Regions from separate parts of the Homo sapiens genome. Here all the other regions are linked to region 3. A link is a contact called in ENCODE Hi-C or POLR2A ChIA-PET data. All regions are on one chromosome and are shown on one strand. Each heading gives the region's core, a stretch centred on a gene start or an enhancer-like site at or near the end of the contact. The rest is flanking DNA. Distances are from core to core; before and after follow the strand shown. Region 1 holds the start of PHF2 (PHD finger protein 2). Region 2 holds the start of LINC02603 (long intergenic non-protein coding RNA 2603). Region 3 holds the start of NOL8 (nucleolar protein 8).

What was found. A loop is a pair of places that touch in the nucleus more often than their neighbours do. ChIA-PET counts read pairs that join two places held with the same protein, here RNA polymerase II (POLR2A). Pooled maps may share reads with other maps.
Region 1: a map of CD4-positive, alpha-beta T cell shows a loop between it and region 3 (3-fold over the local background). The contact joins the promoter of PHF2 here to the promoter of NOL8 in region 3. A Hi-C loop is called at or near these places in 3 of 168 maps with a recorded cell type or tissue (CD4-positive, alpha-beta T cell and CD8-positive, alpha-beta T cell), 1 of 37 single-sample maps with no recorded cell type and 8 of 50 pooled maps.
Region 2: a loop to region 3 is called in a map of CD4-positive, alpha-beta T cell, with 10 times the contacts of the local background. The contact joins the promoter of LINC02603 here to the promoter of NOL8 in region 3. A Hi-C loop is called at or near these places in 1 of 168 maps with a recorded cell type or tissue (CD4-positive, alpha-beta T cell) and 6 of 50 pooled maps. POLR2A ChIA-PET finds 5 or more read pairs at or near these places in 1 of 52 experiments (naive thymus-derived CD8-positive, alpha-beta T cell).

The regions. Positions count from the first base shown.
Region 1 is chr9:93,575,067-93,579,565 of GRCh38, reverse strand. PHF2 (PHD finger protein 2) reads right to left here and starts at 2,982. Exons shown (of 22, transcript NM_005392.4): 1 at 2,695-2,982. The coding sequence starts at 2,792. RefSeq lists enhancers at 1,193-1,342, 3,524-3,803, 3,485-4,079, 4,080-4,499 and silencers at 2,204-2,363, 2,954-3,253, 3,364-3,423.
Region 2 is chr9:94,255,964-94,260,771 of GRCh38, reverse strand. LINC02603 (long intergenic non-protein coding RNA 2603) reads left to right here and starts at 1,461. Exons shown (of 3, transcript NR_160773.1): 1 at 1,461-1,661. It overlaps ZNF169 (zinc finger protein 169), which reads right to left and starts at 1,474. Exons shown (of 5, transcript NM_194320.4): 1 at 1,427-1,474. RefSeq lists enhancers at 17-662, 992-1,121, 663-1,309, 1,152-1,471, 1,310-1,955.
Region 3 is chr9:92,323,863-92,328,437 of GRCh38, reverse strand. NOL8 (nucleolar protein 8) reads left to right here and starts at 3,088. Exons shown (of 17, transcript NM_017948.6): 1 at 3,088-3,132; 2 at 4,229-4,415. The coding sequence starts at 4,277. It overlaps CENPP (centromere protein P), which reads right to left and starts at 2,485. Exons shown (of 8, transcript NM_001012267.3): 1 at 2,333-2,485. The coding sequence starts at 2,439. RefSeq lists enhancers at 2,880-2,989, 3,020-3,139, 2,918-3,806.

The DNA.
Region 1 (4,499 bases), core at 1,733-4,232, 1.3 Mb before region 3:
AGGATTAAATGCAAGGTGGGATCCAAGAACAGAAAAACGACATTAAGTGGGGAACACTGGTTAAATACATTTGAATAAAGCCTGTAGTTTAGTCAGCAGCCCGGCACCAGCGTTAACTCCTTCATTGTGGTACTGGTCCCATGGCTGGGTAAGATGTTCACTGCAGGGAAAGGGAGAGAAGGATACAGGGAAACTGTACCATTTTTGGAACTCTTTTGTAAGTCTAAAGTCCCCTCAAAATAAAAAGTTTAAAAGTATTCAAACTTTTAAAAAGAGAGTTGAAATGTTAAATAGGAAGTAAATCACAGTACAGGCGGTACGAAGATCAGGAAAGAACCACCGGGGCCATACAAGACTATCTGGAGGTGGAGAAACCCCGGGGTCTGGTCACACACGTTCATTTTACTGATGAGAAAAGAAAAGTGATGCTGAGAGACCAAAGGATTTGCCCAGGGCTGTGAGAGCTGTACCAACACCACCAACCCCTGACGGCTGTCCTCCCCATCACACACCTGCCCAGAACAATTGGGGAGCAGGCACACCCAGAGGCTTTCTCCCTGTAGGGTTCACTTTGGCAGATGACTCTTGGTTAGATGCAGGAGAAAATGACTTTCATGGCCGAGGGAAAGCACAGCTTCTTTCAGACCCCACAGCCACCCCAAATAGGTGAGAATAAATCTGTGCTGATCAACTGCCTGTATTGGATTCAATCAGAGACCTCAAATAAGAAAAAAAGGAGCTAGAGCCTCCCCAGACATCCCCCTTTTGGGGATTTTTTGCATGGGCCAATACAGCAAATGACACCAACCAGCTCTCAGGCCAGCTCTCAGCCCCTGTCGCCTGCCTGCCCCTCATTCCTGGAGTTTTTCCCTTGGCCTCGAAGTCTAGTTCAGAACTAGCCTTCCCTTCCCAGAGGGTCCCCTAAGCAGCGAGACAAAGGTCTTCTCGCGTTCTCTCACTCTCCCTACTCTGGGCCCCGAGTGTGGGCAGCAGCCAGGAGCTGACACAGGTGCCCAGAAGGTTCTGTAGCAGAGTGACTGCGCTCGCCAGGTCAGGGCTCCGGTGGAGATGGGGGAGAAGGCAGAGGCCCCACCACTTTCAGGGCTTTTCAGGGCCAGCAGCTCAGCATCCCTGGATATGAGGAGCCTTAGAGGCTCTCACTCACTTTGGCCCGGCCATGAACTTCTCAACGGCTGCCAGTTGAGGGTGTGCATGTCAGCCCTGTTCTGGGCAGAGCCCGGTGTTCACACTCAGTCTCCCTTGCTCTAAGGGGCTTCCACAGCCCTGGGCATACCCAGGAAGGCAGCCCAGATTTCCGTGGGCATCCCCACCCCACAGAGTCCCAGGCCCTTCTAACAGCAGGGAGGTAGGACTCAGGACTGGGGCTGACAGACATAGCAGGCCCTGTCACATCCCAGCCACCCAGGTCCCCACATGTAAACTGGCAGGACTGGACTTGGGGCCACAGCCCACTCTTAAGCACCACTGACCAGTCTTGAAGACCCAGTCTTAGAACCTGCAGGAGGATCTCCTCTCTGGAAGGAGAATCCCGGACCACCCACCACCACACACCCCTCTCTTTCCCCCGGCTGCTTGCTGCCGGTGGTTTGGGACTGGAGCCCCAGAGGGCATACAGCCCTGGCCAGCCCCGGGTCCAAACACATCCCACAGGCAAAGTCAGATGCAAGAGAACCTGTTGGAGCAGTTTGGGCAACACTGTCACCTCCTCTTCCTCCTCCTCCATTTACTTCTTGGTGGGAAGGGACCTGCCCTAGGCATGGGGCCAGGTCATGGCCATCGGCAAGGGCCAAGAGGGCGGGGGTTTTCAGTGTCTCCAAGCGTTACCTCCTTCCCCCCTCCCCATCTTCCTTAGGGAGCATAAGATCATGTCAAAACCGGCGTTCCTGCCGGGAACGGAGAGGAGAGAAACGGGGAAAACTGAAGGCCAGGGAGGAGGTGGCAAAGCCACAACAAACCCCCCTTACCCAACTCACAGACACTATTCTGTCACCGCACTCCTGCCCGCGGACCTGCAGGCCTGCCGGGTCTAGCTGCTCCGCGGGGGTCCGGGAGGGGTCCTGCCCTCGGGGACAAGGTCCAAGGGAGCTCGCCGGCCACGGCGGAGGGTGGGCGCGCCGGCTGCCACCTCGCCGGAGCCCCCACGGACTCCCCAGCCCTGCCGGAGTCGGAGCCCGCCACTCGCGCCTCTCCCGGGACCCGCGCCGGGCTGCGCGCCCGCTTCTCCCGGCCCGGCCAACCCCGAGCCCGCGCGGGGAAAGTTCCTGCAACTTCGCAGGGGGGAGGCGGCGGGGGCTCCGGGCCTCGGCCTCCCTCCGGATGCCCGGCCTCTGCGGCCGCCGCGACCCAGCTGACAGGCGGCCCGGCCCGGGCCTGGAGCCCCAACTTCCCCGCGCCCCGAGCCCCGAGCCCACCTCCCGGCCCGCGGGCCTCGCTTTGTGCGCGGCGGCCAGGGGCGCCCAGCGCGGGCCCCGTGCTTGGCGCCCCCGCCCTGGGCACAAAAGGGCGCGCGGCCCGGCACGGCCCAGCCCCGACCGGGGCGCCCGGAATGCGGCGGCGGCGGCGGCGGCCCGTCCCCGAGCCGGGCCTGCGGGCGCGCAGCCGGGGGCGCGGGGCTCGGTCGGGCAAGGTGGCCGGGCCGGGCCGGGCCGAGCCGAGCAGCCGCCGCGCGCTCACCTGCCGTGGAACCAGTCCTTGCAGGCGTCGCACTCGATCATGAAGCGGGTAACGTCGTAGGGGAGCCGGCAGACGCAGTACACGGGCACCGTCGCCATGTTGCCGCGCCGCGCCGCCGCTCGGCCCCGCCGCTGCGCTGCCCGGGTCGGTCCGGGCCGGGCCGGGGGCCGGGCCGCGCGGGGGCGGCGGGGGCGGCGGGGCGCAGGCGGCGCCGCGGCCGGGAGGGGACGGGGACGGGGGCGCACGACAGCCCCCGCGCGCGCTCCCGGCCAGGCGCGTCCACACAATGCCGGGCGCGCTGGCTGGAGGGGCCGCGCCGGGAGCCGCCCGCCGGCCCGCGGGGCTCAGGGCGCTAGTGTGCGCGGGGGACGGGCCGCGCGCGGGACACAAAAGGGAATGGACGCGCGGGGGCGGCGGGCGGGGAGCCGCGGCCCCACCGAAGGGACCCCCGGCCGCCGAGCGGCCTCTACGTCAGCGCCCCGGGTGGCGCCGCCTCCGCCCGCCGGCCTGGGCCGCCGCTCCCGCCGCCGGGAAGGCGGGCTGGGGAACCCTGCGGGGGAGAAGGTGGGTTGGGGGACCCTGCCGGGGGAGAAGACGGCCGGGGGGACCCTGCCGGGGGAGAAGGCGGGTGGGGGGATCTCGAAGGTGGAAGATAGGCCGAGAAGGGCCCCCAAGGCTGAAGGTAGACCCAGGGGTCCGCGGGCGCGAAGGTGAGCTGGGGGAGCCTTGAGACTGAAAGTGGGGTGGGACCCCGGGGAGAAGGTGGGCGGGACCCCGAGGATAAGATAAGTTGGGGGAACCCGGGCAAGGCAGAAGGAGAGACGCGGGGTGCGGGAGTGGAGCCCGCAGGAGAGCCTTCCTAGTCTAGAAGGCCGACAAGCAAATACTTGGCCCTAACTTTCTTCTGACCCCCACCACGGTGGGGGTGTTCCTCCTCCTCGGCCGCGCTGCCTCCCTCCGTTCCCCACTGAGTTTCTGGTTGGGACACCACTTCCTCTTTCCCCTCATTTTCGGCTGGGGACTGCCGCCTCCCTCGCAGGATCCCGCGGACTTCCCTGATGCTCAGCCCCAGAGGAAGAGGACAGAAGCCCGGGCCGGGAGTGCGCTGGCACGGGCTGGTCAGCTCTGTTCCCTGGCATTTGAGCCCCCCAGGCCCGTGACCTAAGGGGCCGGGCTGGTCAGCTCTGTCAAGAGAGAGCTCCCTGGCATTTGAGCCCCCCAGGCCCGTGACCTAAGGGGCGAGGAGTATGGGAACCCTGGCCCCCGTGTCCAGGGAACTGAGCCCCCACGGTGGGGAGGAGAAGCGGAGGTGCGCTCTGAGGGGTCACTTGCACGCGTTCTAGAGGAGGACTTCCCTGCCTCGCCAGCGCTGCATCCTTGGGGCATCCGCGCTGGGCAGGGGCCACATCCCTGCCCGCCCTTCCTCCCTCACCCTCTTTCTCTCCCCATCCTCCCTCAGCAAAATCCGCATCGTGCTGGGAAATGTGGGCCACCCCTGCTCGGAATTCCAGAATCTCCGGACAGGAAACCTGGCTCAGTCTCCTAGCAGCATCCATGACAAGGCTCCTTAGCCCCTCAGCCCCTCACCATCACCGCCCACCTGCAGCTGCCAAGGGGCCGTTTGCTCCACCGCAGGCGGCTCAATTAAGGTCCTTCCTCCTACTGAGCCAAAATCTACCCTCAGAGTCAGCCACCCACCCCCAACAAGTGACCCCGTGGATACAGACTCAGGGCAGTGCCCAAAGCACTGGGCACTGGGGAAGGGGGCGGGGGGAGAAGTAGCTGGCCATAGAGGGAGAGGAAAG
Region 2 (4,808 bases), core at 212-2,711, 1.9 Mb before region 3:
CCAGGAATTCAAGGAGTCACTCAACAGCCCCCTGAGGCTTGAGAAAAATGTTCCTTGGCCCTATGGGCACCATTCTGCTTGTTGCAACCCATGCTCCCGGAAGGGTCCCCAAGTCCGAGGGAGCCACACAGCTGCAGAAGCCGACAATCTGGATACAAGCACGCCCCCATGCAACCCACAACCCAGGGATGTCTAACTCCAGGCAAGCCCTTCTCAACTCACCAACTTGGGTCCCCAGGCCCCAAGGCTACTGACCCGAGTCGCACGGCCCTAGCCGTCCCCCCCCCCACTATCAAGACCAAGTCTGGATGTCTACCCACAAACAATCCTCCCCCACAAACCCGGGTCCTAGTGGCCAAGCTGCACCATCACCACCACAGTGCACCAGCCATCCACAAGAGCCCTAATAACTGGACTGAGGTTGGGCACGGTGGCTCACGCCTGTAATCCCAGTACTTTGGGAGGCCGAGGCGGGGGGATTACTTGAGGTCAGGAGTTCGAGACCAGCCTTGCCAACATGGTGAAACCCCGTCTCTACTAAAACACAAAATATTAGCCGGGCGTGGTGGCGTGCGCCTGTAGTCCCAGCTACTCGGGAGCCTGAGGCAGGGGAATCACGCCACTGCACTCCAGCCTGGGCGACAAGAGCGAAACTCTGTCTCAAAAAAACAAAACAAAACAAAAACCAAAAAATTAGCCGGGCGTGGTGGCGGGTGCCTGTAATCCCAGCTGCTCGGGAGGCTGACGCGGGAGCATGGCTTGAACCCGGCGGCTGGGGTGGGGCGCGGAGATTGCAGTGAACCGAGATTGCGCCACTGCACTCCAGCCTGGGCGACAGAGAGAGACTCTGTTTCAAAAATAAATAAATAAATAAATAAAATTTAATAAATAAACAAATAAACAACCCGACTGATGCCCAAGCCGCGTGCCTCCCACTAATGGGGAAGTTTGCTCCAACCGAGGATATCATGTCCTCCAAAGGCACATTTGCTGGCCCAGAGACCTCCGAGGCGCGATGGTGGGGAGGGGATGGCGGGATACTAGTGGCAGGATGCTGTCTGGGTACCCCAGGCAGAGCCCACTCAGCGGCCCCCGAAGTACCGGGGACGCACCTGCGAAGTAGCTCGGGAAGTCGGTCCCAGGCCTGCACTGGCCCCTCCAGGTCAACATACTGGGCCCAAAGTCCCGCCAGAAGCACGCGACAACGCCAACGCCCCCTCCCCACCAGAGGACCTCCGCCAAGACCTCTCTCCGGGGTGGACCACGCACGCCCAGACCCCACAGCCGAAACTCAAAACACCAAGGAACATGTGGCCACGACATGGACTGCCCATGCCAGCTTTCCCGACCTTCCTTCCAGTGGAAGGCCCGCGAAAGCGGGGACCACCTCCGGGCTAGCTCACCAGAACTGTGAAAGGACACTCACCACGCACCAGGCGACGATGCCGGAACGCGGAAGTACGCGAGCCGGACTGCCCCTGGGCACGGAACTACACTACCCAGACTGCCACGGGGCGCGCAACTACCCTACCGTGGATGCCCTGGAGCGAGGGACTACAACATCCAGAATGCTGCGAGGGGCGGGACCGCAGCATCCAGGAGAAATTGTGAAAAATCAGAAAGTAAAATCTAACTTTCGGGTCTATGAGAAGGGTGGTCAGGTGAGCAGTAAGTCTTCTTTAACTTTTTATACGGTCCTTCTAATTTTTTTTTTTTTTAAAAAGATGTTACATGTCCTCCATCCTGCAAATTCACACCTGTGATTGTACACCCCTGAACTTTATCTACTTACTTATTTTTTGAGAAGGGGTCTTGCTCTGTCGGCCAGGCTGCAGTACAATGGTGTGATCATAGCTCACTGCAGCCTCAAACCCCTGGCCAAGCAATCCTCTCACCTCAACTTTCTGAGTAGCTGGGAATACAGGTGCATAGCACCACACCGGGCTAATTTTTTGTTTTGTTTTTTAGAATCTGGGTCTCGCGGCCGGGCGCGGTGGCTCACGCCTGTAATCCCAGCACTTTGGGAGGCTGAGGCGGGCGGATCAGAGGTCAGGAGTTCGAGAGCAGCCTGGCCAATGTGGTAAAATCCCGTCTCTACTAAAAATACAAAAATTACCTGGGCGTCGTGATGGGCGCCTGTAGTCCCGGCTACTCAGGAGGGTGAGGCAGGAGAATCACTTTGAACTCGGGAGGTGGAGGTTGCAGTGAGCCAAGATCGCACCACTGTACTCCAGCCTGGACAACAGAGTGAGATTCCTTCTCAAGGGGGAAAAAAAAAAAAAAGAATCTGGGTCTCGCTATGTTGACCAGGCTGGTCTGGAACTCCTGGCCTCAAGCAATTTTCCCACTTCAGGCTCCCAAAGTGCTGGGATTACAGGCGTGAGCCGTCCTTGTGGCCCAGGCTGCCTTTCGAGTTTATTTAGGGCCCTCTAGCCAGAGGTGGTGAGATTGGCAGTAACTCAAATTCCAACTGCTGGGATAGGTGATTCTCCTCGGGCTAAGGCTGGTGTAAATACTCCCTCCATGCGTGAGAATCAGCTGTGTTTGATCCAGTTTTGCTTTCTGGTATAACAGGGCAGCACTGAGTTCAATGCAATGTCTCATCATTGCTGTGCTTGCCGTCTCCCAAGAACATAGATTCTCTCTCCGCACCACAGAGCCACTGCTGGGGGATGGGTCAGGGGCATTGGTGATTCAAGACTGTCTTTCCTACCTTTTCAGTGCCTCTTTCAGTCATATGAAGTAAAAACCAGGTACTGCGAGTGCTTACCTGATTTTTGGTTCTTGTGAAGGTGCTTTTGTGTGTAAATAGTTGTTAACTTGTTTTTCTTACAAGGGGGAATGATCAGTGGAGCCTTCCATTCCACCATCTTGCTCCACCTCCCACCCCCATGTTTTAAATGACAGTGTGTATGAATGTACTTCTAAAAATGCCAAAAATACTGGGGTTTTTTTTCCTGTTATAAAGAAGAAGATTCTGAAGTTTTTTTTTTAATTCCAATTGATTACAAGAAGATAAGGAAAAACTAAACTTGAGGACATTTAACACTATAGCAATTAAAGTTATCTTACTAATGCAAAGATTGTTTATTAGATGTAACAGAATAATACGCTCAAAAACATACCAAAGTCTTTGCAAAATGAGTTATACTCTTTTTCTAAGAATTTGATAAAAAGTGGTATTTTTAAGTTACTTCCTATTTGCTTCTTCTCAAAATGAAGTAACAGGAACCAGATTTAGCCCTTCACCTTAATCAACATTTAAAAGGACAAAATATATGAAACATTTGAAGACATTTGACATCAGACAATGAAGAGCAGTGGAAATCATGGAGGTGAGCCTTTGAACTTCCCGCAGATGGAGAGAATTTCCAAGTCATAGCACAGAGAAGGGAAACTCAAGTGAAGCATGGAGTTCAACTTGAGGAGATGGAACTGGGAATCTGAGGAGGCATATGCATCTAGAGTTCACAGGGCAGAGTACAGAAAGGGAGAGAGAGCGCCAGAGATGTGCAGAGAGTCCTCTTCCTCAGGTATTAGTTAAGTGCTGACCAGCATGTACATGTGAGGAAACTCCTCAAAATTAGGGGTAAAAAACACTAGAAAGGGTTAGAGGGCAATACTGTGAGCTCAAAAAGAACAGGAATAATGTCTGTTCCCACGAGACAGAGTGGAAATGCTAATTCACATGGCATCAAGTCATGTACTCGGAAGGGTTTTGCCTCAATAGTGGGGCAAAAATTAACCTAAATGCTTCTCTGGTCTCACCTAACAGAGCTTAAATCCAAGCCTAGAAAGGACTGAATTGTTCCCAAGTAACTTAACTGCATCCCAGATAAAAAGCTCAAGAATATTTAAAAGAATACAAAACTATCCAGCATCCAATAAGGCAAAATTGGGGACTTTTTTTTTTTTTTTCTATTCTTACACCTGCTTCCATCCTAAGACCCTGGATTTTAGAATTCCAATTAAAAAAATGCTAGCATGCAAAGAATATATTCCCCAAAATGAAGAGAAAAGTCAACCAATAGAAATTACACAGAAGATATAATTAAAAGGTAAGGACACAAGCTGGGCACAGTGGCATGCGTCTGTAGTTGCAGCTACTTAGGAGGCTGCTTAAAACGATTGGGACAATTGCTTAAACCTAGGGGTTCCAGACCATCCTGGGCAAGACCCTAGCAAGACCCTGTCTAAAAAAAAAAAACCAAGATAAGAGCACTAAAACATTTATTGTAACTACAACTTCAAGAAGCTACAGGAAACACTTCGAGACCCTGTCTAAAAAAAAAAAACCAAGATAAGAGCACTAAAACATTTATTATAACTACAACTTCAAGAAGCTACAGGAAACACTTCAAGAAGGGTTTTTCTATACATCATGCCATACTGGATGGTATGATGATTAATTTTACATGTCAACTTGGCTACACTATAATGACCAATTATTTGGTAGTAGTCTAGATACTACCATGTAGATATCTTACATGTGTAATTAACATTTTCAGTCAGTTGACTTTAAGGGAGATTACACTCCATAATGTGGGAGGGTTTCATCTAATCAGTTGAAGGCCTTAACGGCAAAATCTGAGGTTTCCAGAGAAGGAATTCTGCCTTAAGACTCTAACAGAAATCCTCCCTGATGTTTTAGCCTGCTGTCCTGCCCCGTGAATTTTAGACTCAAGATTGCAATATCAACTCTTACCTGAATTTTCAGCCTGCCTGCCCTACAGATTTCAGACTTGCCAGCCCCTGCAATTGCATGAGCCAATCCCTTAAATAAATCAGTCACTCTCTCCCACTTGATA
Region 3 (4,575 bases), core at 1,839-4,338:
ATAGCAGAGACAGGATTTGAAAGCAGGCAATTTGGCTCCACAGTGTGGACATATGGATATAGCTGAATAATTTAGCTCCAATTTTCCTACCTCCAATCCATCCAACCACTTATAATCACTTAAAAAAATAGCTTGGTACATAGGTTCCAATCCTCCTCCTCCACTATAGTGAAAAGAAACCTCACGGTTAAATCCAAACACCCTGGACTGACATTTAATGTCTCCCACAATCTGGACTCTTCTGACTTTCCAATTTAACCACTGAGAAGTCCCAGATTATATAAATAATCTACTAAGAACTAAAAATAAAATCCTACCCCACCCCCACAATCACCTGAACCGACTCCCTCTTGGTCAAGGGGACCCCAAAGAAACCTTAAAAACTCAGTTCTTAACCATGACAGGATGGGAGGTCAGACACACCTCGTTATACCCCTTCCTATTTGGGATGTAGACACAACAACTGACCAGCATTAATGTTAAAATAGAGATCGTAAGAGTTGCAGAACGGACTCTGTGGCAATAAGATACCAAATTATAAACAAGACCTAAGGCCATGCCAGGCAAGGGTTAAGTCACATACCCCCTACCTTTAAAAGAATGAACTATGTTCTAACTGCCACAATATTTTTTTCACTAGCACTGGCCTCCAGATAAGCAATATTGAAATAATTGCAGTTCATCCACCACCAGATGCTAACTGATTCCCCTGTTCCACAGGCTTTGATAGGACAAGAGAATGATTTCAAAAATTTTCTTTTGATAAGATCACCAACCATGGACTTGTTCTAACAGGTTTACAAGGCCTGTGTACTTAAGTACCTTTGCTTCCCTCCTTCAACTTTTGACGTACAGGGCCTAATTGTAATGCATTTAAATATTAAGTCAGCTTCCCAAAATGAATATGGAGTGCATGTAATATGCATTTTTATTCAGTACAGGTGAGCACATCTCCCTTCGTGAATATTCATAGCCCCTCCTATAACCTGTTGAATATGTATACCTAGCCCACTCATACAGCATAAATCCCTGCCCCAACCCCTCCTCCTCCAAAGTGTGGGCCTTTCTGCTTTGCCTGAGACTATGCTTCCTAGCCTGTCAGGATGGCCACTTTGCAGACTGTAACCCTTTTTAAGAAATAGTCTCTCTAAATTTGCAGATCTCATGATTTTTCAGTTGACACTACTATGGGGACTAATGAAATCTTGTGGCCAGTAAAGAAACTATTTTTCCCTGGTTCTTAAACTTCCAAGTGTGCACACAAATCCTCTGTTAGGGCAGTGTATTTTTTTAAAATGCAGATTCTGATTCAGTAGGTCAGGATGTCGCTCTAACAAACCGCCAGGTAATGCTAAAGCGTCCCATCTGTGGAGCACACCTCAAATAGCAAGGGTCTTTAATACATTTACTCTCATTTGTGGAGGAGCACACCTTTTTCCTCTCCCTTTAACCAGTCACAGCTTCCTCTACTTTCATGACCGCACGCAGACATTTTCTGTAGATCTCCTCCTTCCCATTTTCTACCAATTCTTCTCCAGTTAGCTCAGGAAAAATCCCATTCTTTCTGCACCTATGTCAAATTACTCTTGACTCAAAAATTGAAGACAGTTTATGTTTTCGAGAGGCTTCTATGTTTGAGATGATAATACATAATTACGGTTGCAGAGCTTTTCTCTCCCTCTCCTTCAATAAACCAAAAGTGCCCAGACTTTGGAGTAAAATTTTTGGGTCCCAATCCATCTCTGACAATTCCTTTCTCTGGAACCTTGGACAAGCTACCTAACTTCTCTGAGCCTCAGTTTCTTCAACTATAAAACAGGGCTAACAGTAGCACCTACCTCAGAGGAATGTCAAATTCTCCTGCAGTCTATATTAACTACTTTTCTTTTATCAACTTAGTTTTTTACCGAAGTTATTTTTCAAAGGAATTTTTATGTCATCGTAAACACAAAGTCATTATCAGTTGAGATGGTTAGCTGACCTACCAAAACAAATGCCATGAAACCAAACGGAGTTATTAAATCCCAACTAGAGATACTTCTGCATACTGGAGGCGGAATTATCTAGCTAGGGATATAGTCAAGACTTCCTCCTTGTCAGTCATCCACACAGACGACTGCGATTAAACGAGTTAATACCCTGCAATGCGTTTACAGCTGGGCGCCGTACGCGCTGCTCCCAACTCTAGGCCATCGTCATGACAGGATCAATGCCAGTTCATGCCCACTTTCTAGGGCTGGGAGTAGGAGACCGAGGATGTCTGTGGAGATTCACCCGCCTGGCCCGGGAACCCTGGCCAGCGGGCCCTGGGGGACTTGGGGTGGTCACGTACTGGACTCGGGACTTCTCTTCCCAGGGCGCCGGTGGGTCCTCACACGCTCGCCGCAGGGCCGCGATCTCAGCTTGCAAGGCGCGCACCTCTGCCAGCTCTGCGTCCATGGCGCGTTGCTGACCGCAGCCGGGCCGGCAGCGCAGCTGTCACTCCGACCTGCGCGCTTCACCCGCGCTTCAAGCCTCGCGCGCGCTCCCGGCGCGGACCATCCCAGAGCTCACGCGGAGGGGAGGCGGGAGAGCTCCGCGTGACCCCAGCGGCCCTGCACGTCCAACTCCGCTCTCGCACGAGAGCCTGAGTCCTCCACTTCCCCGCACACGTTTCCCTGGCTGTCTAAGCAGTGGCTATACTTTCTCTGGAGAGCGCGTTCTTTGCTACTCCAAGCCCAAGCGCTCCGCTGCTCACCCTAGCCGGCAGCCTTGGAGCCGCCCGGCCGCGTGCCTCACTAAAGAGGCAGGGCTGGGATCACGTGGAGGGGAGCGCCTCTTTATTTTTTTCACCTACTTCCTCTCTTACGCCGACCTAGTCCAGGAATTGGTACACACAGCGATAGTGTTCAATAGAAACTAGGGGATTTTGGTTTAGGCTCTTTTGCAGTCGTTGAGGGGGAGGTGACGGAGGCGTCAGGGAAGGTGGGAGGACGGAAAAGGAAATTAAAAGCTCTTGGGAACTGAATTGTGGTAACGGAACCTTAGGAGGCTGGGTTGGAAATCGAGTAGGAAGGAAGAGAGGATGCTCCGTTGGGACACGTGACCAGAAGTTAGGGGCTGCAGCGGCGCTGGCTTTAGGTGAACGACGTGGTGAGGAGTGGGTTTCGGGCATGAGAAGTCACAGGGCCGTTTCCTAGTCTCTCTTCACTTCTTTGGGTCTTCTCAGAGAAAGAAGGCTGCCGTGGGTAGGCTGGGGGCGGAGACTATCGGGAAGAGGTAGGCCGAAGTTCTGCCCAGAATACACGCCATGTGGTGGACGCTGGTTGGGAGTCTCTTCTGGAAAGAGTCTGTCAGCTCTTGGGGAAGGGAAGGGCGAGAGCTGAGCGCCTGCCGGGTGCTAAACGAAATGAGAGATACTATGATGGGCCCTAGTACCTCTGGAAAAGTTTTCCTGAGTCCCCTGTGATACAGCAACCTTCATAGTATAGTGTTAAGAATTCCAAGTTCTGAAGGTAGACCTGCATTATAATCCTGGATTCACTAATTTTCGGTATGGCATTGAGGAAGTGACTTAACCTCTTCTGCTCTCCTGAAAAATGGGAAACATGCAAACTACTTTGTACAATGCAGGCACATAGCAAAAACACAAGTCTGTATTCGCTATATCCCTTGATCTTTGTGTCTGAACCCCACTTTGCAGCACTTTTATTGTGACATAATATTGTGCCATTTGTTTTATTCTTTTGTGACTATAAGGAGCTCCTAGCCTCTCTATTCACTTCTTTGGGTCTTCTAGGAGGAAGAAGGCTGGGGTGGGTAGGTTGGGGGTGGAGACAATTAGGAAGAGGTAGGCTAGCTCTTTTTATCTTTTAGTGCGTTACATCCTGTTTCTGTCAGACTTTGTTAAAGACAGTAAATGAATGTATGAGTGAGTCAAGGAAAAACATCTAAAAACATGAATACATAAAATTAAGAGGGATAGAGTGTAATATTATGGCCATTTGGAGGAAAAAAACTCTGTCTGTACCTGTGTCTATATGGGTATGGGGTTGCTGTTCCAAAGTGCATTCATGAAAGATGTGGATGTAGGGCTTGGGCAAAACCTCGAAGACTAAAATTTGGAAGTAATACAATAGGAAGTGAAATACAGATCCAGGAGACGGATTTGATACAGAAGGTTCAGAGGAAGTAGTTGTTTTGTTAGATTTTAGAAGAACTAAGGGAAAGAACTCTTCTCTGTATACAGAAAATTACTTTTCCCACTGAAACACACCCAAGTATATGCCCAGCCTTCATGAAAGTGAACAGAGAAACGAAGCGCCTTTATGTGGGTGGCCTTAGCCAGGACATTTCTGAGGCAGACCTACAAAATCAGTTCAGCAGATTTGGAGAAGTTTCGGATGTGGAGATCATCACACGGAAAGATGACCAAGGTAATTTATGGTCCTTCACTGGGCAGTTATAGGCAGACATAACTCAGGTTAAGTGCTAGAAAATAAAACAACCCCAAGATAAATGTTAGCTCTGAACACCAAAAGTTTTAAGTGATGTTGTGGAGGTATAATGTGTGATGTGGAACTTGACCAGAATTTG